Linked DNA regions of Homo sapiens: all the other regions are linked to region 1. Evidence: chromatin contacts called from ENCODE Hi-C or POLR2A ChIA-PET data. All regions are on one chromosome and are shown on one strand. Each heading gives the region's core, a stretch centred on a gene start or an enhancer-like site at or near the end of the contact. The rest is flanking DNA. Distances are from core to core; before and after follow the strand shown.

Region 1 (7,278 bases), core at 4,779-7,278:
TCCTTAGGGATAAAGAGAGTCATAGCCACAGCATAATAATAAAAGAGTATTCACTGAGAAACTTTTGTCCTAAGTTTCTTTTTTTGTTTTGTTTTATTTTGTTTTTGTTTAGTGAGGAGTCATTATTACTCTTGCTCATGATCGTTTTTTCTAGAACCTGACATATTCCATAAAGCCTAATATCCTAGAGGCCTAGGATGTTCTAAAATCCAGCTTACGGGAAACAGCCTGAAATTGCATGAAAAAGGTTACTGAGAAGTGATATAGTTTAGCTGTGTCTCCACCCAAATCTTATCTTGAATTGTAGCTGGCATAATCCCCACACATCATAGGAGGATCTTAATGGGAGGTAACTGAATCATGGGGGCGGCTCTTTTTCATGCTGTTCTCATGACAGTGAATACATCTCAAGAGATCTGATGACTGTAGAGATCTGATGATTGTATGAAGGGGAATTCCCTGCACACCCCCTCTTCCCTGCCACCATGTAAGTAAGACGTGACTTTGCTCCTCATTCGCCTTCTGCCATGATGGTGAGGCCTCCCCAGCCATGTGGAACTGTGAGTCCATTAAACCTCTTTCCTTTATAAATTACCCAGTCTAGGGCATGTCTTTATTAGCAGCATGACAACAGATTAATACAAGAAGTGTTGTCAAAGAAACCTCTTTAAGGAAGGAAGGCAGAGTTGGGCAGAGAGAGAAGACAACTCACCATAAGGTTACAGGGGAGACCTCAGCCTTCTCCAAGCATCTCTGAAGCTGTGATGGGCCTTCAGATTTATTCCAAGCTGAGACGAGGGCCAGGCCTTCATATTCCTGTGTCAACCAGTAATTGAACATGGGCCTCCTCAAGGAGATGCCTTAACCCTGAATGAGTTCCCTACTGCTGAGAGCAATTCCCAGTGAGAGAGGTGAGCCACCCCTGACTGCTGTCTATCACAGCTGAGCAATGGATGTGTTGGCCCTGAAGAAAGATCTGGGGAAAGCATCAGAGATTTGGTCGTGAACTCCTCTACAGTTCACTCTGCTTTAAATTCACTTGCTTCTTCTAGGAAGTGTGCCGCATCAGGGAACAGCTGTCCCAGGATTTTGGTTGAACTGGTTACCTGGGAAATTTACAAGGGAAGATTAGTAGAATAAATTTCAACCCCCATTGCTGCAGTTGATCTCAAGGCTATAACCAATATTCATCATTGTCCTCCTCCACCCTTGGTTGGAGATTCCCCCCATCCTCAATTCGCACCTCTGCTGGTCTACGTAGCTTGCCTAGTGAGGCAGTCCAGACCATCATCTCTGAAGGGTCTGCACCTCTAGTTATCATTCCCTTTGCAAGCTATGACATCTGCACTTGGCCACTTGTAGTTAAAACTGAGCATGGGAGCACCAAGAGACACCCCGGTGCATCCTCTGAGCAACAATCAATTCTGCCCTGGCCCTGTGCATCCTCAGCCCCACTTCCCCTGGCCAGCTGTGCCCACCAGGATGATATCTCCCTTCCTTTATGGCTGATCCTTGTCATGAAGACTCTAAGTGACAAAGTGGCTGGTGTAAATTAAAGTTCGTTGGGACTTTTGCTGTGTCCTCCTGCAGAGGCATCCTTGCTCTGCAAGCCAGGATCTCTACACCCACAGAACCTCATATGTCAGAGAAAGAAAGCACACATTCCCTAAGTAGGTCACTGGGGGTGTTGCTAAGTACGGCTGCTCCTACTACTATTCTTTTCTTTGGTTCCAACCTATTTGGGACACAGCAGCATTGACATAGTATGTGCACTGTCCTGGAGGACAGTGGCCCATCCTCATAGGATATCATCTCTAATCTGGGCCCTTAACTATTTACAGAAGGCTCATCCACCTCTCTGTCAAGCTGGTAGCTTCTGGGTGACGTCATATGCGATGGGGAAACTGGAACCCATGGTTATGTGCCTACTGCTGAATTTCCATTGCGATAAAATGGGTTTCTTGACCTAAAGCACTGTTAGGTGGAACCCTGTGTTGGTGGATGGTGATGCTGGCGTAGGCCCTGCAGGCAGGAAAGATAAACTTATGCCAAGACTATCTGATGACCCAGGTCTAGAGGAGTCTCTATCCCCTGCATGGGAGAAAAGGTCCACAGAGCCAACTTGCTACCAAATAGTTGATTAGTCTCTTTAAAAGACTAATATGGGGGCTTGGTGTTGCTAGTCTCTGCTGCCAACAGATTAGACATTCAGCAGCAGCAGCATGTAGAAGAGCCACGGAGAGTGGGAGCCTGTGCTGATGGGCTCTTGCACAGCCTCATTTCTGCAACTAGGGCATCCATTGTTCCTGCACTGGGTGAGACAATGACAGGCTCACTAATGTCCATCAGCCAAGTCGCCTATGTGGTTGTTTCTGCCCCTTCCACAGTGAGTGCTCTTTGCTGGTGATCACCATGTGATACCCAGATCTTCACACCCTGCACTCACCCTGATAGGTCCATCCACAGGCCCCTGCCCCAGACTTCCTTGTCTCTTGTGTTCCAATCTTTCTCTTTTTCTAACATCCTACTGCCCATGAGCCTTGCCATAAATGTCACAGGGCACATATGCTTACCTCAGGCCACCTCACTTTCCCTACACAGTGGATGACCAGAGGACCTCCCCAGATGGAAGTGCATCAGAAGACTTCCCCTCACTGCTGTCTCCCAGGGCCATCCCTGAGTGTTGCTGCCTGCAATCCATATTAAATGCACATGCGCCAATGAATCAAGCCATCCTGGCCTGAGAGAAGGCGATCAGTGTAAGCAGATGGAGAAAGAGCAGAACAAGAGTGGTGGATGACCTGAGGGCCAAGCAAACCATTTGTGCAACTTCCTTGTTCTCTCTGGCCCTGCTCATGTTCAGTCCTAGATATCCTACTTCCCCTTCTGTTGGGCCCACCCAAGTGTATAAGCAATTGAGTCTGACAGAAACCAGCCCAGCCATGTGGTTACTCAACCTCGCATGATGAAATGCTTCATCTCTATCAGGGCTGAGAAGCACACCAGGAGCCACTTCTCAAATGATGTATTCTTTGGTGCTGATGGCATGGCCTTTCTCCAGAATGCCAGGAGTGCAGTGATTATCCCAGGGCTTGCCATGAGCTCCACATGATGTCCCTTCCATACCTCTGTGATGTATCATACGTGCATGCAGTGCCGTCAAGTTCTGCCACACCACACCATAAATGCCACAGAGTACCATACAGTTGTCCAGGTCGTATGGCACAAATGACAAGGTTACTTTCACCATCATCACCTGGACCTACTGAGAATGCTTTTCTTTCTGGGTCCCAATCAAAGATGACAGCCTTCCACACCACCCAGAAAATGGGTTCAAAATGTGTTCACGAGGGCCAACTATGCTTCCTCCAGAAGCTAAAGAGGCACCTCAGCACTGTGCTACCTCTTTAATGGGAGGAGGTATGAAGTGCAATCTCTCTTTACTTTGGAGGGACTCTCCTGTTAAGTCCCTAAAAACTCCACCAATGTGGAAGGCCTCTAAGTCTTCACAGGGCTGACCTCCCAGCCTCGCTATGCATGTGGCTTACCAAGACCTCCAATCCACTTGCCACTGCTTGCTTATCTGGTCCAATGAGCATGCCACATCGAAGTCGTGGGTAAAAGTGGTAGTCTATGGAATGTCCAGATAGGGCAGGTGACTTCAGACTAAAAAACAACAAAAGTTAGCATGCTTAAAAAATAACTGGATAATTCTAAGCTCCTCAGAGACAACTGAAATTTGCCTCATTTAAAAACTAAAGATGCACTTAAAAATATAAAATCAACAAACTGTATGATTTAGTCTCTACCATTATCAAAATATTATGATTTTATTTATTATATGAGGAGTCTGTTTTAGAAACAAATATGCAAAATAAACCATAAATAAGAATTTTTTTAAGCAACAAAGTGAGAGAGTTCACATGGACCAGGAATGGGACCATAAAAGTATTCTTTGTTTGTTCCAGGTCAATGTGAACTGCTTCTGATCCTCCTTTGTTCAAGGATGAAAAACAACAGTTCACCAAGTCAATAGCTTCCTTAGAGAGGCCAAAGACTCCGTTTAATCTTGTCTAGCAAAAGTTCCATGCTTGGCACAGCCACTGCAGGTGGAGATATGACTTGACTCGCTGTATGGATATTTACTGTCCCCCATCATGGCCCACCAGGTCTGTGTGAGGGGCAGCCACCATGGTGAATTAAATGAGGCTATGGCAAGGGCCACAGCCCCTGCATCCTTTAAGTCTTTGAGGGTAACACTCATGTCTGACATTCCTGCCATCAACGCAAGATGTGGTCATATCTGTGGTTTACGATCTCGTAGGGGAAGAGGCCTACCCCACTACAACATCTTTTATTCTAGGCCAAGGAGCCAACGTGCAGGTTCTGCCAATGAACCTGCCATTCACTCCTATTATACTAGAGAACCAGGGAAATGAAGAATGTGAGCTAGGCTTGAAAAAAGATTCCATTTATTACCTGCCTTCCTGGTCTCCAGTCTAATAGGAGGGCTATGGTAGCATCTTGGGTCTCCAAATATCAATGTTAGCTTAATAGTCCTTGAAAAGCTAAGGCATTCGTCTTTCCCCAGTGTGCATTTGCCTAAATAAATGTCCTAGATACCTTTAGGAGAGAAGTGGGGGAATTATTGCTGAATGCACCTGCTGTAATATGGTACCATCCTTCCTGGGAAGAGCTCTGCTCCTCCTTCAGTCAACAGATTCTGGGGCTGAGAATTAGCTCCATTCAAGAAACTAGGCAAAAGATCCTGACTTTTGTACCTCCTGGTAATCCACACGTGCTTTCTTGTAGAAATTAAGCATTGCCCTTGTTGGGTGCCCATCTATCTCCTTCCTAAAACAATGAGCCTATTGAGAGCTCTCTGCAGGGCAGGAACCCCCTGGGTGCCCCACTGATCTTGCCTCTCATTGTGATCATGGCCTCTGCCTTGCATCCAATGGTGAGCATACCACCTGGCCTTTGTAATCCCAGGATCCTGTCATCCCCGTTGCTACCAGGAGCCAGTTCTGTGATTTCATCATCTGTCATCAGCTCTGGCACATAGAGCACAGCCATTCCTGAGCTCAGTGACTTTGGGGCCACTCTCACCAGTGCATTCCTTTGTACATGGGAAGTCCTCCAGGCCATCTCGTGAAGATAGTCAGCACCATGGATGCTAGCATGTCCACTCCAGCATGGCCACTTCTCTGAGCCATTTGGTCCCTCTCTCCACCATCTGCCTGAGTGTGGGTCACTGCTTTCTCTAGGCTTTTAAGCAACATCTGAGTTGAGTCTTAGCATTCTCTCCAGGGATCTTGACCAAGATGCTTAATCCTGTACCACCTAGATTGCTCCCTCTCAATAAACTCAACCTTATTCGATTTTATATCTACACTCTTTGATCCAATCCCATGAATATATTCCCAGGTCCTCTGCAACATATTAGCTCGACCCCACAGCTCCTTCACCTGATATCCCCTTTTGGCCAAGCCAGCCCAGCTCATCCCCAGTCGGGCTGTGCTGAGATTTGGTTCTTGTTATTCTTTGGTTTTGCCAACAGGAAAGATGAGGGTAGATCCTGATGGGTCAAGCATTGTCTTGTATGATACCTACCTCATTTGAGACCTCTGTATGATCTTCAGAAAAGGAAAGTCTTGCTTTTTTTTTTTTTTTTTTTTGACCGAGTCTCGCTCTGTTGCCCAGGCTGGAGTGCAATGGTGCAATCTGGGCTCACTGCAAGCTCCGCCTCCCAGGTTCAAGCAGTCTACAATCTTCTACATGACATGAGAAATAGGCCATTTCTGCAGGCCCAGGGGACTCAGGGGCATGTAAGTGTTCAGGGTTCCCAACTGTCCAGGGCTCCCACCCTAAGTGTAAGGGTCTCACCTCTTTCCCATTAGAGCCCTGTGTCTGAAGGACTGAGAACTTAACCTACTCAGGGTTCAGACTGGTCCTCCAGCCAACCTGCCTTCCAGCTGCAGATCATCGGGGTTTTCTTAAATGCTGCCAAGGAAGTGCTCTGGCTTTCACAGTTTGCCTGAAACCAGTGATGAGTCATCCTGCGCCTCTGCCTCTCTCTCTTCAACACTCAGTAGCCTCAGCCTCAGCCACCCAAGCCCACAGGCCTTCTGGTTATCATTTCATCAGCCGGCCACCTGCTTCCTCTCCAATTTTTCATTAGGGCCTGCAACTCACAACCACGTCCAGTGTCAGCTGCCTGAAAGTCTTCCTAGAAACAGAGTCTGAGATGGAAATTGCATGCAGAGTGCTGATCAGAGGGTGTTCTCGGGAGATTCTCCTGTAAAGAAGTGAGAAAGGCAGGATGCTGCAGAAGCTGAAGCTGGCTGCAACGAGGCTACACTTGGAGCCACCCCCAGCCAATCCTAAGTGGCGCTCTCGAGCTGGGACGGCCCATCAGAGTTGTCCCAAGTTGAGGCAAGAGGGCCGAGCCTTTGCGTTCCTTCCTCGGTCAGTTTCAGAACCTGGGGGATATGACCTGAAAAGAGGCCATTCCCTGCAGCAGGAGGGGGCATCCAGTGCGGGCTCTGCCATGGCCATCATCAACTGTCACTGCAGCTAGCGGGGAGACCTGGGCAGAGCACCCCAATGGTCACTGCAGCCGAAAGAGGACTGCTTGTCTTTCTGCTCTCACACCCCTTACCTAGGGAAGAGCAGAGAAAGGGTTGCTTGAATGGGAGGAATAGCAAAGAGAACAAAGAAATCCCAATGAGGGGAAACCTCTCAGCGCACCAGCCTCACTGTGTGCTGAGAGGCACCCACTGCCTTCCCTGCACTCCTTAGATCTTGTTCATGGGTGGTTGTTTGTTGTTGTTGTTGTTGTTGTTGTTGTTGCTGTTTTTAATGTAAGAAACAGAATCTTGCTGTGTTGACCAGGCTGGTCTCAAACTCCTGGCCTCAAGCGATCCTCCCCCCTCAGCCTCCCAAAGCACTGTGATTACAGGCGTGAGCCACTGCATCCAGTCTCATTCATCTTTTTGTACCATATTCTCTGTCCCACCACTCAGAAATATCTCAGGTGCTGTACTAGTGCCTTACACATCCTGGACCCTCAGTGCTGTCTCAAACTCCTGGCCTCAAGCAATACTCCCCACTCAGCCTCCCAAAGCACTGTGATTACAGGCGTGAGCCACTGCATCCAGCCTCATTCATCTTTTTGTACCACATTCTCTGCCCCACCACTCAAAAATATCTCAGGTGCTGTGCTAGTGCCTTACACATCCTGGACCCTCAATGCATAGCATGGTAGCACCAAAAGGT
Region 2 (7,278 bases), core at 2,465-4,964, 240 kb before region 1:
ATGAGGAAGTCAAGGCTCCTGAGTCTCTCTGGCGGCTTCAGGCTGTTATCTGTGGGCACTCAAGGAGAGGGAGGTCTCCAGGCAGGACATGGCACCTGTGCAGGTGTTTCGATGTGTTATTGTTAGACATATGCACAGTTGGCATTTAAAGCAAACTAAAAAATTCTTAAAGTTTCTTCTGAGCAACACCATTTGTTGTGTTTTTAAAAAGAAAATAAGCCTTGTCCTCCTTCCTTATCAAGATATTTTAATGCAAGAGATAATCTCTCTGAGATGATTTCCTACTTTAAAAATATGTATCATATTTATTTGTAAAAATAATTTGAGTTTATTTAAGTATATTTGAATGTTCACACTGCAAGAAAATAACTGTTGCAGGATTGTAACATCTTCTCCCTCAGGCTCCCACATTTCGGGTCTGTATTCCCCTCAGTTAGAAAGAGCTGCCATCACTAAGTCAAGGCTTCATTTCATTTTTATATGCTCTTTAAGACTTAAGGCCAGGCACGGTGGCTCACGCCTGTAAACCCAGCACTTTGGGAGGCTGAGGCGGTGGATTACTTGAGGTCTGGAGTTCAAGACCAGCCTGGCCAACATGGCAAAACCCCATCTCTAATAAAATACAAGAAAATTTAGCCAGGCATGGTGGTGCACACCTGTAATCCCAGCTACTCAGGAGGCTGAGCTGGGAGAATCACTTGAACCCAGGAGGCAGAGGTTGCAATGAGCCGAGATCAGGCCACTGCACTCCAGCCTGAGCCACAGAACGAGACTCCATCTCAAAAAAAAAAAAAAAAAAAAAAAAAAAAAAAGATTTGACTAGATTATTTTTAGGTTGCTATTCTAAAATAACCAACTAATAACAATTCAGGGAGACAATGCACAAGGTTCCGTGGGAAGCATGCTGGCTTCTGTCAGACAGAACTGAGTCAGAATTCTTTCTTTTTCATTTAATGTTTAATCCAAGAATAAAGATGGTATACATACAGGCATACAATGTGATGATCTGATGTAGGTATATATAATGTATTGATTACCATAATCAATGACACATCCATCACCATCCATACTGGCTATTAGATCCCCAGACCTTGTTCATCATGTGACTGAACGTTTGTACCCTTTGATCAACATCTCTCCATTTCTACCACTACTCAGCCCCTGGAAACCATGATTGCATTCTTCACTTCTGTGTTTGATTATTTTTGATACCTCATGCAAGTATAATCATACATTATTTGTCCTTTTGTAACTGGCTTATGTTACTTTAGTATAAAGTCCTCAAGGTTTATCTAAGTTGTTGCAGATGGCAGGATTTCCTTCCTTTTATAAGGCTGCATAATATTCTATTGTATATGTATACCACAATTTCTTTATCCATTCATTCATTCATGAACATGTCAGTTGTTGCCATGTCTAGGTTATTTTGAATAACGCTGCAATAAACATGGAAGTACAGATATCTCTTCTAGCTACTGATTCTTGTGCTTCCTTTGGATATAGACCCAAAAGTGGGATTGATGGGTCATATGGAAATTTAATTTTTGTGGAGTCTTCATACTGTTTTAATTAGTATCTGTACCAATTTGCATTCCCATCAACAGAGTACAAGCAGTTCCTTTTCTCCATATCCTTGCCAATGCTTATTATCTTCTGTCTTTTCAATAATAGCATCTTAGGAGGTAGGAGATGGTATCTCGCTATGGTTTTGACATGCATTTGCCTGACGATTAGTGATGTTGATCACCTTTCCATGTATCTGTTGGCTACTTGTACATTTTCTTTGGAGAAATATCTATTCAGGTTTTTGACCACTTTTTCATTGGATTGTTTGGGCCTTTGCTATGGAGTTGTATGTGTTCCTTGTATATTTTGGATACTAACCCCATATCGGATCTATAGCTTGCAAATATTTTCTCCCATTCCATAGAGTTGTCTTTTAATTTTGTTGATTGTTTCATTTGTCATGCAGCAGTATTTAGTTTTATTTAGTCCCATTTGTTTATTGTTGCTTTTGTTGCTTGTGTTTTTGGTATCATTTCCAAAAAGTCATTGGCAAAACCAATGTCAAAGAGTCTTTTCCCAAAATGTTTTGTCTAAGAGTTTTATAATTTCAGGTAGTTTTGGCAACATATTTATTAAAGAGACTATCATTTCCTCATTGTGGATTCTTGGCGCCTTGTCAAAAATTATTGATCGTATGTGTGTGGGTTTATTTCTGGGCTCTCTATTCTGTTCTATTGGTGTGTCTGCCTGTTTTTTATGCCAGCCATACTGTTTTTATTAGTATGGCTTTGTAGTATACTTTAAAATCAGGCAGTGTGATGCCTCCATCTTTGCTCTTTCTCAAGGTTATTTTGGCCGTTCAGAATCTTTTGTGGTTTGATACAAATTTTGGATCTTTTTTTGTATTTCTATGAAGAATGAACTTGGAAATTTGATAGAGATGGCATTGAGTCTATAGAATAATTTGGATAGTGTGGGTGTTTTAACAATATTAATTAATTATTATTGTTAATGTTGACCTCTTAAAATGATTTTGAAAGTATTCCTTTCTCTTCAGTTTTTTAGAATTATAATGAATCATGAATGATCAATTGGTTTCTCAGTTGTCTCTACTGGGGTTCTTTCAAATGAGTCATATTTGTATAATAGCCATATACTATTTTACAGGTAAGAAGGGATCAAGTGTTTTTATTAACTTCACAGAAATACTCCTCATGTATCTGGCTCTCACATTTGTATTCATTTTCTATGCTACATAATGAATCGCCACAAAATGGTGGATTAAAACAGCACATTTATTATCTTACTTTTTCTGTGGGTTAAGAGTCTTGGCATAGCTTAGCTATTTCCTCTGCTTAGCATCTCACAAGGCAGCAATCAAGGTGCGGTCTGGGCTACACTTCCATCAGAGGTTGGATGGGGGAAGAACTGCTTCTAACTTCCCTCAGATTTCCCTCAGATTGTTGAAAGAATTCATCTCTTTGCATTTGCAGAACTGACATTCCCAATTTCTTGTTGGCTGTTGGCTAAGGCAGCTCTCAACTCTACAGGTGTCTTATGGTTCCTTGTTGCATTGCCCTCCCATAAACTCTCTTGCAATATGGCAGATTCCTTCCTCAAGCCTCCAAGGGAGAGAAGTCTTATGTGTGCTATAAAGATGGGGTGTGTGTGTGTATGTTTGTGTGTGTATTTGTGTGTTGTAATATCCCATCACTGTTACCATATAAAATAGCCTGATCACAGGAAAAGATTAAATGGCAAGACCATAGGGCCACCCTACTAAGATCTGTCTGCCACAACATTTAAACCATTTATCTGAAACTCTTTTGGTAAGAAGCATCAGAAAATATTTACACAAGATGTAAATTAGAAAAAATATCACTGTTGGAGTATTGTCATGCAGGCCCTCCTGTGCTTCTTTGGGGAAGATTTGGGCAATAGAAAACCAACAACTCCCCTAGCAAAGGGCTAGACTTTCTGATAGAGAAGTCTAAATACAGACAACAAGTATTTCTTCTTTCAGTCCCAAGTGTAATGGCCTTTTCCCCTACTGCCAATTCAATGAAACAGTGCTAAAATTAGCCATTTGTTTTTGTTATTGTTATTCTTGTTACACTCCTTTGGCACTTAATACAATGTGTCCAACATAAACTTTGTCGTGTGCTTATGTCTTGCCTCCAGAGAGGAAGTGCTCTTTCTCTCCTCTGATCCAGTTGTGCAAAATCGGTTCCTCTTTCAGAGCTGTTATCATTTCCTGCCTTTTTTAAAGCTCTTTGTACATCTGCCTTGTCATTCCTATTGGTCTGAGATTTATTGGAAGTGAATGAAGAATGTTTTATTCCTCTCTAGCATCCTATAACAGCTAGCACAGAGCCTGGCATGTAGTAGACTCTCAGTTAATGTCACTGATTGGATGAATAAATAAATGAATGATTAGATTTTACTAAGGAAATTAAAACCTCTCTTGAGGGTATGCCTGAATTTTTGTATCATTTTACATGTTCCACATGTTTAACATATTTAGATCAAAGAAACCAATAAGAATCAACATCAACTCAATGACTGAAAAAGATGTCACATATTCAATTAGTTATTCAGGTCCCTAAGCTAATGTATGTAAATACAAAGATTAACTCTAAATCCAAAGTAAGCAGTTAATAAACAGATATTGACACACAGTCTACAGGTACACAATGAATGAAATCCCTCTTCTTTTCAGAAACACTCTAGATTAAAAAAAAAAAAAACACTGATCCAGAAAGACAACACCTGTGTCAACATCAGGGACTCCTCCCACCCGTGCACATCCCTCAGTCAATTCAAAAGAAGCGGAGCGTCCAGAGGCTAGAACATGTGCCAAACACCTCTGAATGTGCTGGTGCAGCCATCACTATAGAAAGTGCAGAAGTCAAAGACACCTGTACAATGACTGAAATCTCATTTACTGACCTAGGTATTTTAAAAATTCTATTTACCTGACCCTTTAATAAAAACACCTTTTTATTGCTTAAACATAATACTAAAATATGAGTAAATAACCTTGGCCTTTAAGAGGTGGATAAAAAAAGAGTTGGGAGGGACATATGAAGTCTGCCTTTTTTTTTCCTTTTTTTTCTTCTTTCTCTTCCTCCTTGTCTTCCTCCTTCAATCCAGAACAAAGTAGGCAAGTGAACACCAAGAAATGTAAAGCATACAGGTCTACCCGAGGTACAGAGGTATGGTTCAATGGAAAAAGCTCTGGACTAAGAACTAGAAGCCCCCGGCCGTAATCCTGATTCAACTCTGGACCCTAAATCACTTCCAATTATCAGCCTTAGTTTTCTCATCCATAAAAAGAAGCTGTTGGAGTAGGTGATTTCGCAAGTTCTTAGAAAGGTGTGATGCATTTGGAAAGAATTCTAAAGAGTCCTTACAATCAAAGTAAAGATTTGGAGGGTTGAAATATGTAGTTTCAGAATCAATAATAATAAGTTGTTTTTTACTGTGGAAAACCTCACCACTCTTTTCCAGATGGCTTTTTCATTAAACACCCTCAATATTATTTTTCACTGTGTTCTTGAGACTGCTTTCTAGTTTCAGTTCACACATATTTATGCCCTCTAAAATGTTCTCTAAGTTGGGAGTTCATCTGGAAAAAGTCAAAATGAAAGTGAAGCACCCCACCAAGCCCCCCACCAAAATCAAACTCACTGAAACTTACCTTCCTTGCTAAAAACTTCAGGTTCCTTTCTCTCCTCATGCCAAATTGTTCACAAAATCTAAACCAAGGAAACAATGAGATTTTAAACTGCATTACATGTTTTGTGAAACTCTCTTCTCCTCCTTCCCCAAGCTATCCACTTCTTTGTCTCTAAGGTAGAATATACTGAAAATAAAATGCAAGGATGCACTTAAATTCATATAAATTTTAGCACTGGAAAAATCTTTGGTTTAATCCAACTCTGTTACTTTTTTATTTTATTATTTGTCCCAGATTACCAAGATATTTTATAATAGATGTGAATTACCTGAAAATTCTCTGACAAGCATGGATAATAAAAACAAAATGAAAGAAGGCGGAATGTTTATTCATACCCATACCTAATATGTTGCAATCATTTCTATGACATATATGCCCTCATTTCTTTCACATAGCTTATTTCATTTACCCTTTAGCACAGGTGTGCAAGGTGGCCACTATTACCTTCATTTTAAAGATGAAACAGAAGGTCAGGAGAGCTATGTGACTTTCCTGAGTTCAACAAATAAGCTAAATGAGGAACCATGTCAGTGCTGAGATTTGAATCCACATCTGATCCCAAAGTTTGTGGACTTGCTCTTTTACCAAAGAGATATTCAGTAAGTTTAAAACATTTAGTAACTACATTGTTAAATTCTAAAGGAAACTCATTTTTTTTTCTGTATATTCACTTCCCAGAGCTTTTTAGGATATTAACCAGTCTCTAACACACAGTAGGCTTTGGTCCAACTAGTGTAAAACATGGTGCATAAATTCACCAGAGATAAAGAAAATATTAATACACGAGTAGCTAACCATTGGTGGCAAGTGACAGGAGAGGGAAGGTTTACAGATTTAGGTAAAGTGTTTTATTTATCCGAAGTTTTCTCTTGGGTATTTTCAGACTACCATAACTCCTTCTGAACATGAGAGACTGGACACATCTCTCTGTTCTTTGTGGTTACTCCAACCACAGACACGTCCAGAGAAAAAGTCTGCACGCCTTGTGCAACTTGTCAGAAGATGTCACCAATACACAGTGGTATGCCGCTAATGTCTAACAACCAGGTCTTTGGAGAAAAACAGGTCCTGATTTGTGGTATTTGCCAATTTCCATGGTGTAAATACAACGACCATGACGGATTCAAAACCATAAATATGTCATCGCAGACTGCAAGTAGGGAAGAAATGAACAGTAGCCCATGCTGTATAGTATTTCCACCGTACAGAAATAACAGGAGTAACCGCTAGATTGTGGGATATGGAAACATGTGGTCAAATGATTAGCAAGTGATGAATTTTGAATATTATCTTTTTATATAACCTTTTCCTTGTTGGTTAATATTAACTTGTTAAATTTTACCAATGCCTGTGTATAACAACTGGGTCACAAAGTTTCTGAAAACTTAACAGTCCACTCTTGTGAGCTGGTGCAAGCCAGTCCCAGCCCTCGACTGTGACTATTTCATTCCTGCTCTAGGTTTGTACTTGGGTGGATGTTTAGGGATTTGCTAGCATGAGTTAGGTGTGATTAGGTATACACTCTGCTCCAGCAAGATTCCAAATACGACAGTTTAACCTTAGAAAATAAAGGGTAATGTTAGGCCCTCTGTCTGAAATACTTTCTATTAGGGAAACAGCAGGAGCAGAGATCCTGGGACCAGGCCTGCTGTGCTCCAGGAAGGATGACATCCTGCTCCTAGTCCCTTCTACAGCAGCCTAGGTGTGGGGACAAGCACCCACGTAGCTGAAGGCGGCATGCACACACTTATACTCACTTGTCTATAAGCTTTCATTTTTAAACTTTCCCAACTGTAGAGCTCTGGAAAGATGTTCAAAACTGTGCTTTTGCAAAGTAAATGCTATAATCTGTTGGCTTTCTTTTTATCATCAGTAGTGCTTTCTCATCGTTGTCCAAACTTCCATAGAAAAGGTGAAAACCTTCAGAATAATTGCCACCCTGCCACGTGCTGGGCCTGGCAGCGTCACTCTGCTGGTGATTTCATGCGTGCTGGGCTTCAGAAGGCTCCCTGGCTCCCACTGTTTCCCACTGG
Region 3 (7,278 bases), core at 1,497-3,996, 230 kb before region 1:
AAACTGTCTTCTTTTCCTATTTTTTTAAGCAAAGGCCATATTTTTCAGGGTGGGTTCTTAAAATATATGTGTGTATGTGTTTTATATAACAACGGGGTCATAACACACATTCTCTGGCTTAGTAGGGCTTGAAATATGCCTGGGATTTGGAGACAGCTGATTCTAAATATAAGCAGCAACGTATGGTGGCACAGAGTATGACAGATTAAATTAGTAGATAGTAGAGAGTATCTGATGGTACTATGGAAGTTGCTGCCAGACAAAAAGAAACGTACGATACTTATCACGGCAGAAAAAGGAATTGCTCCTGTTCCAATTAAAATCTGCCTAAAGCCTTGGACATTTCCCAAGAAGGCCAGTCTTTGCTCCTGTACGTTCCCGTAACTCTTACCTGAAACCTCCCCCTGTCTCAATGCTTCAAAGCTGTCACTTGCAGAAAATATTTGCAAATCTTCTTGACCATCCAGAAGTCATGAAATCCCAAAGACTGGGCAGGAAAAATAGCCATTGTTTGCTAAGATTCAGCCTTGGCACAGAAAGGTTCACATACATCAAACAACACTTTGTTTTAGAAGATATGTGTGCAGCTCATATACTGCTCCTGAGAGTATATAGTGGTGCAATGCTTTAGAAAATGAATTTAATTAGACACACACACACACACACAGAATAAGTCTAAAAATAGTAATGTCCTTTGACCTGGTAATTACAATTGTACCAATAATTATGAAGAAAAGAAAACCCGAAAAGCATCAATAAAATAACTTTTATGCAGCAAGATATTTGTCATTGTCATAATGTTTACTATTATCATAAAATAAAAATGGAATGTCCTCAGATGTCCAACTATAGGGAAATGGTGAAATAATTTATGGCAGATACATTCAGTGGAATAGCCTATAGCCATAATATATTTGTTGTCTAAAAGTTTATAACGATTTGGAGGAATATTTATAATATTAATGAGTAAAATTGGGTGAATGACACAATATAATCTCAACTGTGTACATATGAAAGTACAATAGATGGAAGGAAATACATCAAAATATTTAAAGTGATTAAAAGGGAAATGGGTATAGACAGATTTCATTTTATTCTTATTAGTTAAATGTATTTTCCAAATTTTCTATAATAAACATTTACAAATTTCAGGTTCAATAAAGGGTATTTTTAAAACTATAACCAACCTCAATGTCCATCATAATGATAAAATTGGAGTTGCTTAGTTCTATTGTGGAAGGCTGGCATCATGTTTTCCGACAGACTCAAGTAACCAAACATTTTCTATGATCGAAGTGTAGCTGTGTCTCTGGTCCACTTTCTACCAGTCTGCTAGAATATGCATGGGAGGATTCCAAGGGTTTAAAGCATGTGTTACAAGCATAACTGTATTTGTTCTTTAAGAAAAGGAAGATGAGGCCGGGCGAGGTGGCTCACGCCTGTAATCCCAGCACTTTGGGAGGCTGAGGTGGGTGGATCACCCGAGGTCAGGAGTTTGAGACCCCAGCCTGGCCAACATGGAAAAACCCCATCTCTACTAAAAATACAAAAATTAGCCAGCGTGGTGGGGCATGCCTCTAATCCCAGCTACTCAGGAAGCTGAGTCAGGAGAATCACTTGAACCCAGGAGGCAGAGGTTGCAGTGAGCCAAGATCATGGCCACTGCACTCCAGCCTAGGTGACAGAGTGAGACTTCATTTCAGAAAAAAAAAAAATGGGAAAAGGAAGAAGAGAGCACTGGCAGAGAAGCCCCTGGCTCCGGTGTGGAATGTGTCATTTCAACATAGTTTGTCTGTCTTTTGCTTGAGTCTCTCTCCTGGTCTGTGTGCGTGTTTATGTTTCTTATTTTCCTCCAAGCCTCCACATCTGCTTCTTAGGCCTTTCTCTCTCCATAACGTGTAATGAAAAAGGGAGAAGAAACTCTATTGAGTTCCTTCAGTGTGCCTAGTGACATTCAGTTTTGTGGAATCTTTCCATCTTCACTCCTTTCATGAGGAATTGTTGTCATAACCCCATTTTAAAGGTGAGCCGAAGTCCCAGCGTGGTGGCTCACACCTGTAATCCCAGTACTTTGGGAGGTTGAGGCACAAGGACCTCTTGAGCCCAGCGTTGGATGCCAGCCTGGGTAACATGGTGAGACCCCATCACTACAAAAAATATAAAAAATTAGCTGAGTGTTGTGGCACATGCCTGTAGTCCCAGCTACTCAGGAGGCTGAGGCAAGAGAAATGCTTGAGCCCAGGGGGCTGAGGCAGCAATGAGCCGTGCTGGTGCAACTGCACTCCAGCCTGGGAAACACAGTGAGATCCTGCCTCAGAAAAAAAGAAAAGGGTGAGCAGATCAAGGCAAAAGGAGTTTGTTCCAAGCTATCCTGCTATTAGGGGCAAAGTAGAAATTCAGATTTTGGGTGTGTCTGTCTAAATCCCAGCTGATGAATGAATCAATTCTTCTCCCATGTTTTCCATGTCGTCTCTCTGATATTGGACTCAGAAGACCCCCTGTAGGGGGACTTGAGTGTGAACTTCAGCAAATAGATCATGCTTCCCAAGTTCACATACAACCCAATGCATATCAGTCACCCATCAATTTATCTAATACACTTGACCTACTTCCACAATCAGCTTTCATAACCTAAACAGTTAAATGTAGTATGAATTAGAAAAAAATAAAGTAAAACCAAGGCAGTTTAAAAGAGTGGAGTAATTGTTACTTAACGTCTGATTGCCCCAGCCAGTGGCTGATTTCTAACCACTGTGTGAAGGGCTCCTTCCTTTCGGTTTCATTAAACCTGCTTCCTTTTTGTTTAAAGGTATGTTTTCTGATTGTTGGTGTCCAGGATTTGGTAAACTTGAACACAGACATTCAGGTTTACTGTCTTTCACAATGGTGTGGGCCTGGAGCACGTTCCCTGGGCTTCCCAGATCAAAGTATGTCTACACCTCTTGCCCTGTCTGGAGACATCAGGTAGCTTTCCTGAAATGAAACTACCTAGGTTTAACATGCTAGTTCTGGATTTGAATGGACTATGGCCCTGTATTAGTTCATTTTCATGCTGCTGATAAAGACATATCTGAGACTGGGTAATTTATAAGGAAAAAGAGGTTTAATTGACTCAAAGTTCCACGTGGCTGAGGAGACCTCACGATCATGGCGGAAGGTAAAAGGCATGTCACACATGGTGGCAGACAAGAGAAGAGAACTTGTGCAGGGAAACTCCCCTTTTTAAAACCATCCAAACTCATGAGACTTATTCACTATCACAAGAACAGCATGGGAAAGACCCATCCCCATGATTCAGTTACCTCCCACCAGGTCCCTCCCACAACAAGTGGAAATTGTGGGAACTATAAATCAAGATGAGATTTGAATGGGGACACAGCCAAACCATATCAGGCTCTTTCTCCAGCATTTTCAATCTTTGTATCTTGCCTAACTTCTTTTCTGAAAACAAACAAACAACCACAACGACAAAACCATTCTCCAAAAGCCCCATCTAAAAAAAGAAAGTTTTTTTTTTTTTTTTTTTTTTTTTTTTGAGATGGAATCTCGCTCTGTCACCCAGGCTGGAGTGCAGTGGCGCGATCTCGGCTCACTGCAAGCTCTGCCTCCTGACTCACGCCATTCTCCTGCCTCAGCCTCCCGAGTATCTGAGACTACAGGCACCCGCCACCACACCCGGCTAATTTTTTTTTTTTTTTTGTATTTTTAGTAGAGATGGGGTTTCACCGTGTTAGCCAGGATGGTCTCGATCTCCTGACCTCGTGATCCGCCCGCCTTGGCCTCCCAAAGTGCTGGGATTACAGGCGTGAGCCACCGCACCCAGCCAAGAAAGAATTTTTACTTGCTCAGATGCTCCTCTATCTGCCATCCTGATTCTCTCCTTTCACAGCCCAAGTATTAATATCCTTTCTCAGAACCCTGGAATTTAGCATCATCCTGGCTGGCTGTCATCTGTGTGGGGCCAGCTTTGTAGCCATAGGAGCTGTACAGTCACACAAGGCTCTGCACCGAGGAGAGTCCTGTGCTTAGTTTAATACTCACTCGGTTGTCACCATCGAAAAAGTCTTATGAATGTTAGAACAAGGGGCCCGTGTTTTTGTTTTGCACTGGACTTGAACTTGTCCACTAGTCTAGTGCCACAGCCCACTTCAGGGCTGGTCACCATTCCCCACCCGGCTGTCCCTGTCTTGTGTTCTTTGCTGGTGAGTCTCTGGAACACTTACACAGTCAGCCACTGCTCCTGAGCCTCCCTTGCTGCTGTTCTGTTTGTTTCTCTCTTCTCCTTCTGAAATAGTTTAGCATTACAGATCTCCTCTAACTCCCAATGGCACTGCTGCTCCGTACCCCATTCCTTTGTGTTGTCTAGCCTTACCCTAAGGTGGTCCCATGCTCCCACACTGGCCTTTTCTTTCTCTTTTTTCTCTTTTTGGAGTTCACACTACTCCTAAAGCTTCATCTAGCACTTCTATGGGATTGACTTTTTAAAAAATGGTGTTTTCCACAACTTTTCTCTCCACCACGTTAACCCTGAAGTTCCAGGTACTGACGTGCTTTAACTCAACTCTGCCCAGCAAATACACTCAGCAAATAGAAAATCCTACTCATCACTGCTCTCTTTAAACTGGTGCTTTCTACAGATTTCTTTCTTTGATCAACGAAGCTGTCATTCTATATGAGACCCACACTTTAGTATAATTTCCGAAATATTTCCCATGGCTACTTCTTTCATCGAACCCATTTTTTAGTCTGCATACATTAACTCTTATAAAAAAACCATTGTTGCAAATCTCCCAAAGCCAAATTCATTGCATCCACAGCTACGCCATACTTTTTGGTGAGGTCTGAGCCTCCAATGGTTGGAGTTAGTGAAAGCTCTAAGGTTTTTCTCTCACAACCTCTGATGGCATGTCATAACAAAAATAAGCCTCAGACTGAATTCTGACACATACATCCTTATTAGTCAGTAGGCACAAATGGCATCCAACAACCTGTTGTGTTGGAGTCATGAAGCCCAGCTCTCATCCTTTCCAACACTCTGTTTTGTGTGAAATATTCACTCGATGCTGATGTGACAATATTCTAGCAGCACCATTCAGCTGACATTCTAGTTCAAGTCAGGTGACAAAAATCCATCCAGAATCAGCTAAAAACAGTCAGGCTTGGAACACTAAGCTGAGGAGCCTATTCCAAAGGATGCTGGCAATTAGGCTCACTGGATTTTTCTCTCTTGTTCGCACAAGGGCAGGATTGACTGCATAATATTTCAAGCCAGTCCACATACGTTTCTTCACCAGTTTTATTTAGGAAGTATTTTAATGATGTATTAAGGACTGATGCAACCACCAGCTGAAAAATAAAAAGACTAATACCTTGAAAGTAAGTCACATCAGTGGTGCTTCCAGTCCAAAACCAACTTCACCTGGAATAACCAGAACTCTGGGATCAATATTCCTTTGCTTTCCTGTTCATGTTCACCTGTTGTATCTGTATGTGTTCCCAAAAAAAGCATGTATGTGCATATTTTTTAACTGTTTAGAATTTTGTATTTTGTAATAATTTTAGCATTATATAAAAGTTACAAAAATCACACAGAGTTCCCATACACCTTTCAATCAGGTTTCCCTAATATTTTCACCCTAAACACATAATAAATTAACATAACTAAGAATTTTTCATCAGCGCCATTGTGTAAACTCTACTACTCACTTTGTTCTGATTTTTCCTGGTTTTCCTAAATTCTTTTTCTGTTCCAGGATCTAATCTGAGTTTTTTACTTTGCATTCAATTTTCATGTCTCCTAGCCTCCTCTAAAACCCTCCAAGACAGTTCCTCAGTATGCCCTGGTATCTCATGAGTATGGCTTTTTAAAGAGTACTTGTCAAGTCATTTTATAAAATATACTTTGATATAGCTTGGTCTGATTTTGAGGAAAAAATATATATATAGCAAGAATATCATGCAAGTAGCATAATCTTTCAGGTGTATCACATCAAGGAGTCCAAGATATCTGAATGTCATACTACTGGTGCTGTTGACCTTAATCACTTGGCTGAAGTGGTATCTGCCCCGTTTCTCCCCTTTAAAGTTACTATTTTTTCTTTGTAGTTAATATATATCATAAGGAGATTCTTTGAGATTATTGAAATATCTTCTCAACTTTTAACTTTTGTGAGTACATAGGTGTATATATTTATGGGTGTATATATTATACCTGTATCAAATGTCATCTACCCCATAAATATATATACCTACTATGCAATTATTTTTAACTTAAAGATAGGTTGAATGTGCTCTTTGGGACTTACTGTTTTTACTCATAGTAAGTTATTAATATTTCTTCACATTGTTGCATGTGGTTGTAGTTTGCTCTATTTCATATCTATGTATTCTTTCACTTTCTAGTTAATGGACAAATTTAGGTTACTCTCAGTTGTTTTTTCTCTGATGATACTGCTACAAACATTCTTGTACAAGTCTTTTGTTACACATATATGAAAGTTTTTCTTGAGTATAAATTGAGTTGCAGAATTCCTGGGCCAACAGGGTAAATAAAGGTTTAGGAGAAAATGTCAAGTTGTCCTCCATCATGATTACAAAAGTGGATTCTCTTTCCAGCAATGTAAAAGAGCTGTTTTGTGACACACATTTCTCCAACACTTAGTACAGTCCATTTTAAAATTATTGCCAAATGTATGGTATGAAATAACATCTCAGTGTCGTCTTGATTGGCATTGCCATGATCATATATAAATCAAGTGTTTATTGACTAGGAAATGTGTTTTTGCCTCTTAACCATTTTTCTCTTGGGCTATGTTCTTAATGATTTTAAAGAGCTTTATGCATTTTTGACATGACTCCGTATAACTTAAACACTATTAATTTCACCAATAGAAAAGCATCCACCTTCTCATAGCAGCCTTTCTGTTATTTAACGAACCGTCTGAGTATCATGGGAGTTTAAGCACCACAGAAGGGCTTATAATGGCATACCCAGTAATACGCGCCTTTCTGAGTTTATATCCCCAGGTGGTGTCTGTTAAATGGTTAGCTAAGTGCCCCTTGGCTATGGTTAATTAGTTTAATTTGTATAGCATGTTTACATATATACATTCGCATGCACAAGCACACACACACGCACAACATACAACAACACTGCCTAAAATGAATGACAATGTAACACTCACTGTTTCTGATCCCATTGACACCACCCTGTTGCCCCACCAACACCTTTGGTGATTTCCAGTGGGCTCTTTCTTCCAGTCTCTTTCCTTCTCAGTG
Region 4 (7,278 bases), core at 1,759-4,258, 180 kb before region 1:
CAGCACAGAGTGACCTCCCTAGGGTGCACCTCCACTGCTTGGAGACGTTTCCATGCCTTGGCTCAGCTCTGAGGATGGCTGCCCGGTTACCTAATGGAGCAGGGAGTTAGACCCCTTAGGCCAGGGCAGATTTCTCTTCATTTCTGGCCCAACTCACCTTGTCTTAAAAGGATGAGAAATAGTAACCAACTTTGGGAGGCCAAGGCGGGTGGATAACCTGAGGTCAGAAGTTCGAGACCAGCCTGACCAATATGGTGAAACCCCATCTCTACTAAAAATACAAAAATTAGCTGGCATGGTGGCAGGCACCTGTAATCCCAGCTACTCAGGAGGCTGAGGCAGGAGAATCGCTTGAACCCAGGAGGCGGAGTTTGCAGTGAGCCGAGATGGCGCTATTGCACTCCAGCCTGGGTGACAAGAGTGAGACTTCCTCTCAAAAAAAAAAGAAATAGTAACCAAAAAAGGGAATTGATGAAGGTATTTTTAAGAGAAAGCAATAGGCTTCACGGTCCGGTATAACAGTTGTCTTGGAATATTTTATGGTAATCACATGATGCATCTTCCCCCAATACTTCCCCAAGCACATACATCTCAAAACAATCTCTATTTGGAAAAAGAGTAGTTATAAGCCATCCTTTGCACCCTAATATACCAGATGGTAGAAAGAATAAGAGAAACTAAACGAAAAAAACAAAACAAAACAAAAACCTTAACGTGTCTTAAGAAAACAGCCTGAGAAGCAGTGTGTCTGATGTTATAGTGGCGGCTTCAAGGATCATAAGAAAATAAATCAATTTGCAGCAGCTGTGGGCTACCAGGTAAGTCCAAAGCACAGAGCTAGAGTCATGTTAAGGAAAGGAAAAAATATTTGGTTGTAAATCCACAACTTTAGATCCCGAAACTCCCAAGGTTTCCTGTCATCCTTGCTACCCGCCTACAGCCCATCTCTGCAGCCCATCTTTCCTGACTCCAGTTCTTCTTTTCATTATCAAATTATTAAAAGGTAATGTGTGCACAGAGTGAAGCTGCATCCAGCTCACTTTGTCCACCTTCCCCAAGCTTCCCATCATTCTCCTTCCAATTCTGAACAGAAAGCAGGCAAGGAGCAGAGTTGAGATGTGGAACCAGCATGCCTTTCCCTCAGGCGGCCTTTGTTCCAAATACATCGTATAAGATTTGAGCAAAGCAAATATGTTTTCATGCCATGCTTGCAATTTACCTGATTTTTCATAGTAGAGAAGGTATATTAAGGGGCCTCTCTGAGGCTGTTGCTGCGCAGGTTTCTTGCTCTGTCATTTCAGGACAGCTGTTCTCATCGTTTCATGGAGACTGGATGTGTCTAGGCCCCAAACCCAAGCTTCCTCTAAGAATACTGCCAGTGTTTGCAGACAGCCTCCTCCAAGGCTGGGAAACAAAAGACAAGGAAGTGATATGAAACCACCTCTGTTACAATGATGTCCGTGCCTCTGAAATGCGTCCACGCAGAGGATCGCGCAGAGGCAGAAGGAGGCTTGGGGGGTGTGAAGGAAGAATGCAGGATGAGGACACTACATGGAGCCTGGAAAACTGACTCTGCTCAGGGCAGTCGCAGGGGGTGGCTTCAGACACAGGTTCTCCCTGGTGAGCTCAGTGTGCGCTTAAAACAGCAAAGCAGAAGGCCCGGAGCCATGGAGAAGAGATATTGGACAAGACAAAGAAAACAAACTAACAGGCAAAAACTTCAATCCTGCTCTGTCGAATCTGAGGCTATATACATGGAGGCTGGAAAAGGGAGCAGAGGAGCTCACAGTGAGAAGGGAACCAATGTTTATTCCAGCTTTGGTGCCTCCCTAACTTCGTGTGTTATGCGCCAGACATGGTAGATAGACAGATAGATATACAGTCAGACAGATGGACAGATAGTTAGATAAAAAGAAAGATAGATAGATGCAAGATTTATAGATAAATCTTATTTAACTTCTATTTAACAAACTTGGAAGGTGAGTATTAGCCCCAATTTACAGATAAAAAAACAGAAATGCAGGAGGTTGAACAGAAGAGCCCAGGAAATAGAGTGATTCCATGGTGTGCTGGGTTGAAGGGCTGCCTGAGCCATTTAGACGCGGGCTGGGTCATGTGGGTGTGTCCTTATCTACCCAGTGCTGTGGGAGGAGCATCTTTCCCTCCCCTGCGAATCCCTGCCAAGCTTCCAAGACCCCTCTCCAAAGCAGCTCCAGGCTTCCTCCAGTCCCCACTACCAACTAGAAAGAAATGCCCACACCCGCTACACGCTGAAGCAAACTTCTGAATTGTCTGGGCCTTCTGAACCTTCTGGAACTCTGGCTTGCCCACAAGGCTATCTCTCCCTGACCTACACGCAGCTGCAGGGCAGCACTTGCTCTGCGCTGAACACACATGGAGCTCTCTGGAAGCATGGACGGAATCCTCTTCCCAACATACCATTCTTCCACGTGACATGGAACAACAAGAAAATGATATAAAGCAAATCCGGGCCCACATCGCAAGATCCCAAAAGGCAGGAGGAACAGGTTGTCATTTCTTCCGAGAGTTCCCCTGTTTCAGTTTTCCCCACGCCTCTCCCAGCAGTGGAGGGCTTGTTTCCTTGTTCCTGAATCCCTGCTTTCTGAATCTATGTGAGTTCACCTGGGCACTGGAAGGAATGAAAGAAAACAGAGTCCCTGCCTGATTCAGGGAAATCTGGAAATTTCTTTTATTGATAACAAGCATAAGAACGACATCATTTGGCTGTGTTTGTACTGCTTGAAAACATTTTGCTCAGATTAGCTGTAAAAATTTCAACACCAACTGCATCGTCTATCAGAGATAGGGAAGATAAGGCGGCTCTCAAATCAGCCAGCCTTTGAGAGTTGGAAAGAACTTTGATTAAACAAAGGGAATGTCACAATGTTTCCTGAGCCACAGACTGAAATCCCATTGTCCGGTGAAAAAACGCATTCAGCACAGCCCTGCTCTTTGCCTTCAGACGTGCCTTTCCCTGTGAAGCACATTCTGACCGTGAACCTAACGAGAAATCCACAACTGTGACTAATTGTTTTCAGTCCTCATTGATTGTCAAGACTCCTGACAAAATTCTCAGAAATAGAAACTAAAATTGCTGCATATGCAAGACTTTCTCAGTGTGTCTGAGAATGCTCCCAATACAAGCCCCCTTTCTCATCTGGCTAGAGAGCTCCTCGGGGAGCAGGCACACTGCACAGAGCCCCAGAATAACCACAACGACAATTTCCTCCAGGATTAAACATTTCCTTGGTCAAGGCCAGAGGTAAATCTATGCCCCTGTGAGTGCACATAGAGGAAAACTGGAACCAACCAGGTAAAACTGGTTTTGTGAATGAATATGATTCACTGGTCCAGCTGTAAAATGAATCTCACAATGTGATTACACCATTCCAAAACAGCTGAGACCATTAAAGTTCAAACTGGCAGACTTCTACTTCTTACTGAGGGAAGAGGAGAGAGCCAAGTTTTAAACAATTACAGTTTGTCACTATAAAAGGCATGCAGGTTGCAGTGAGAGAGTGTGTGTGTTTTCAGGTAGAAGAGCCTCCCTTTGTTGCCTTCAAAAGTTCTCTATGCTTTTTAAAAGCTCATCACAGGAAGGCAGGATTGGACACCACATGGAAATCAGAATCCTCCTTCACTGATCAACGGAAAATATCACCCTATTCCGAAGTTCAATGTAAGAACACTTTCTAAGAGACGCTCAGATTCGACGTTAGGACTCCCGAACATTGTGTAAACTTTTGAATATTCAACAAACCCTTGGTTTCAGTTATGAAAGCAGTCAGGATTCCAGATTGTCAGTTGTTGGTGGTCAGTAGTGAAAAAGAAAAAAGATCTACATATACATATATAAGTGTGTGTATAGATAGATACATACTTAACTACCTATCTATCTATACACACAGTCACTAGTTAGTGACTTAACTAGATAGATATATAGTTAAGTATGTATGTATCTACACACACACAGTCATACTTAAACTCAGAGATAATCTATTTTAATAATAGTACTTTCCTTTTTCTATGAACGTGTTCATAAAGAGGAGGAATGCCAAAGAGGCTGAATCCCAACACTGATCCTTGCATGCCAGAGAGAAGGGCAAGGTACATTTATAGGAGATTTCCATTCCTGCTGCCTGGAATTCAACTAGAACATTTCATCATTATCTGAGAATTTTCATGTATGGGCCAGACACTGGGTTTGCGAAAAAATACGTGCTGAAAATGCATACTTGGAATTCTATGAGGATATCTGTGAATCACAAGTTTCACTAAAACACTTAGTCCTACAAATCATGTCTTCAGGGCATTCATTCCCCCTGCCCTGGTCGTGGATGGAAGGGTCTACCCAGGCATTGAGCAATGGGATGCTTCTGGCTGACACTGCTCAGGGGGACCTTCAGCTGCCTGAAGGGAGCCTCCTCACCTCAGAGCCCACCCAGGTCTATCCGTGAGAGGCACTGGGCAAGGGGCTGTGGGTGGAGAGGGGGTGCCTGGAAGGTAGATGGGGAGAGGAGAGTGGGTGGGAATCCACTGCTCCTCGCCATCCCTGGCGTAGCTATATTATTTATTTATTTTGTATAACAGGCTTTCCAATGGCAGGCCTTTTTTAGAAAAAAGAATTTCACGGTGTAACCAGGGTGAATTTTGGAATCTGCTGGGCTGGGTGGTTTTGTAAGCATTCGAGCTTAAATCCGTTACTGATTCATTTTAGTGTTGCCTCTAGGTATTCTGCCTTCTGCTTTTCTTAAAGCATCTTAAAAAAAAAAAAAAAAAGGCCCTTCTAACTATGATAGTCACCAAGAATGAGATTTTCAAAAGCACCTTAATGTCCTTTGATGTGCAAAGGCGGGTTAGGTGTTGAGAGCTGTCTTGCAGGACAATTCCTGCTGTGGCCATAACCTATTTTAGAACCCACTGACCTATGTCCAAAGAAGAGTAGAGGATGCATTTATTGCTGGATCTTCTTTCCTATCTGCACTTGCCAAAAATTTCAAGAATGTATCATTCTGTAATCACCAAGTTTCATCATTTTCTCTCCAGACTTTTGTACCTTCTTAGTGGTCATTTTGACAAACCTTACACAGATAAAATTATGCCACAGCTTATGAAATATATTATCTCATTCAATCTTCCATCTTATAAAAGGAAGTATCAACTATGTGGATCATTTCTCCTCCAAAATTATCACCTTAAGTATGAAAAAATTAAAAAAAGAGAAAATAAAAATTGGAACAGAATCAGACTTATTTTCTGTTATAAACTGTTGTTACTAACAGGCTGCCCAGGCACTGCTCCAACCCGGTGAGAGGCTCTCTGATGAAGTAGCGTTTCTAAGTGGCATGGACAGGCAAGACCACGTGCACAGATACCCCTCCGTGATTTCAGTCACCACCTTGCTTTTGTTGGACATACATCCAATCTGATGCTTGTTTTGTTTAATATCAGTTTTTAACATCAGACTTTGTAAAAGGTACAACAAGAAATAATGCAAATTCAGAATTTCTCCTTCCATAGATTGTCATCTATCCTCCCTCACTGATCCAGGAACAGAGTTACAAGCTACCATTATTTCCCTTTAAGAAGCTAAGTAGCTGAGCCACCAGACATTCACAGCCCTGTTTTCAGAAGTTCTCCCTCCCTGTGACGCAGCTGGAATGGGAGGCAGAGGGGATTCACGAGGTCCTTTCCTGAGACTTGGAAGCTTCCCGCCGTCAGGGTGTGGCTCATTTCTGGTCATCAGCTGCTGTTTCTGAGCAGATCCTATTAGGCTCCCAATGAAAAATGGGGTTCCTTATAGCTCACTCTCTACCAAGAAACAGCGAATCAGAGCATAATACGCAAATTGCTAATATGTCATTTTTACCATAACGTGTAGGTTTCTATTATAAGTGAGGGAAGAAAAGCAGGAAAGGGTGGAGAAGGACATGAAGCATGAGACTCATCGCCCGTCTGTCCGAGGGTGTCATTTGCTCTTCCACATGCACAGGTGCAGACAAGCCCAGTCCCAGAGGGTATGCAGTGCCTAGGATTTTGTATAATATCACTGCTACCCTTGGTAATGATCGTCGTGTTTATGATACTCACTGAATACTTACTAAATACCAGGCACTGAGCTATTTATTTCTTTTAATACAACATTTATAAGCCCTGAGATGGCTTTGAGACAGATATTGTCATTTCTATTTTAAAGATTTAAAAACATGAATCTTAGAAGACCAACATCATTTGTCCAAGCTTCCATACCAAGCAGGCAGAACCCGGATTCGAACTCTGACCCATCTGACTCCAAACCAGTGACCCAGTTGCTTATTGTGGGACCTAGTTTACACTGTTATCTAAACAGTGAAAGTGCTGAGGAAGACACAGTAATCTAGTGCCAATGCCAAGCATGCCTTCAGACTCAGAGTTCTAATAAAATTGTGTACAAGGCTGCACTCCCTTTAAGGAGAAGGGAAAACCCTACTGTTCATAGCTTTTTCTGGTGACATTTACTTGTTTTACCTTTTGATAAAATCATTTGTCTTTTTTCTGGATCGTGTTTGCAAATAAATCCTTCAATGAAAAAATCCTTTCATCATTTCACATTCCCAGATCCTGAAGGCACCTGCATTCCAGCTCTTCAGGGAGGCAGGGGAGGACCCTGGGGAGGACCCTGGGGAGGACCCTGCACATTCCTGCCAGCTGTATGGGCCCCTCCCCAAATGTTCAGCCGAAGAATTCACCTCTGAACAATTTACTAGGTCTCCCAAACAGCCTATTGTCTTTGTATTTGGAAAAACTAAATCCCCTCTAAAAACAACCTTCAGAGTAGTGTATTTTTATCTTAAAATTTGTCATGCTGATTTGCTCATTACTATAAAGTACCTGCAACACACTGCCTCTGGAAATCATGTCATCCATTTCCCTTCTTTTTTTTTTTTTTTTTTTTTTTTTTGAGACGGAGTCTCGCTCTGTCGCCCAGGCCGGACTGCAGACTGCAGTGGCGCAATCTCGGCTCACTGCAAGCTCCGCTTCCCGGGTTCACGCCCTTCTCCTGCCTCAGCCTCCCGAGTAGCTGGGACTACAGGCGCCCGCCACCGCGCCCGGCTAATCTTTTGTATTTTTAGTAGAGACGGGGTTTCACCTTGTTAGCCAGGATGGTCTCGATCTCCTGATCTCATGATCCACCCGCCTCGGCCTCCCAAAGTGCTGGGATTACAGGCGTGAGCCACCGCGCCCGGCCCCATTTCCCTTCTTTATAAAACATCCCAC

What was found. A loop is a pair of places that touch in the nucleus more often than their neighbours do. ChIA-PET counts read pairs that join two places held with the same protein, here RNA polymerase II (POLR2A). Pooled maps may share reads with other maps.
Region 2: a loop to region 1 is called in a map with no recorded cell type, with 2.9 times the contacts of the local background. The contact joins two enhancer-like sites. A Hi-C loop is called at or near these places in 1 of 168 maps with a recorded cell type or tissue (GM12878), 23 of 37 single-sample maps with no recorded cell type and 14 of 50 pooled maps. POLR2A ChIA-PET finds 5 or more read pairs at or near these places in 1 of 52 experiments (GM12878).
Region 3: a loop to region 1 is called in a map with no recorded cell type, with 4 times the contacts of the local background. The contact joins two enhancer-like sites. A Hi-C loop is called at or near these places in 1 of 168 maps with a recorded cell type or tissue (PC-3), 1 of 37 single-sample maps with no recorded cell type and 2 of 50 pooled maps. POLR2A ChIA-PET finds 5 or more read pairs at or near these places in 1 of 52 experiments (T-cell).
Region 4: a loop to region 1 is called in a map with no recorded cell type, with 10 times the contacts of the local background. The contact joins two enhancer-like sites. A Hi-C loop is called at or near these places in 1 of 168 maps with a recorded cell type or tissue (IMR-90), 7 of 37 single-sample maps with no recorded cell type and 8 of 50 pooled maps. POLR2A ChIA-PET finds 5 or more read pairs at or near these places in 1 of 52 experiments (activated CD8-positive, alpha-beta memory T cell).

The regions. Positions count from the first base shown.
Region 1 is chr2:8,296,128-8,303,405 of GRCh38, forward strand. LINC00299 (long intergenic non-protein coding RNA 299) reads right to left here. Exons shown (of 9, transcript NR_034135.1): 3 at 3,549-3,666; 4 at 713-816. Among named protein-coding and RNA genes, the nearest start is that of LINC00299, 29 kb to the right of the region's middle. RefSeq lists enhancers at 4,543-5,099, 6,205-6,264. Within about 2 kb of position 6,029, at least 17 of the 41 ENCODE cell types and tissues checked have a DNase peak (open chromatin) inside an H3K27ac peak, as active enhancers do.
Region 2 is chr2:8,055,142-8,062,419 of GRCh38, forward strand. It overlaps LINC00299 (long intergenic non-protein coding RNA 299), which reads right to left. Exons shown (of 9, transcript NR_034135.1): 8 at 5,207-5,264. Among named protein-coding and RNA genes, the nearest start is that of LINC00298, 82 kb to the left of the region's middle. Within about 2 kb of position 3,715, at least 2 of the 41 ENCODE cell types and tissues checked have a DNase peak (open chromatin) inside an H3K27ac peak, as active enhancers do.
Region 3 is chr2:8,073,890-8,081,167 of GRCh38, forward strand. The region is part of intron 7 of LINC00299 (long intergenic non-protein coding RNA 299); the gene reads right to left. Among named protein-coding and RNA genes, the nearest start is that of LINC00298, 100 kb to the left of the region's middle. Within about 2 kb of position 2,747, at least 3 of the 41 ENCODE cell types and tissues checked have a DNase peak (open chromatin) inside an H3K27ac peak, as active enhancers do.
Region 4 is chr2:8,116,988-8,124,265 of GRCh38, forward strand. The region is part of intron 7 of LINC00299 (long intergenic non-protein coding RNA 299); the gene reads right to left. Among named protein-coding and RNA genes, the nearest start is that of LINC00298, 140 kb to the left of the region's middle. Within about 2 kb of position 3,009, at least 9 of the 41 ENCODE cell types and tissues checked have a DNase peak (open chromatin) inside an H3K27ac peak, as active enhancers do.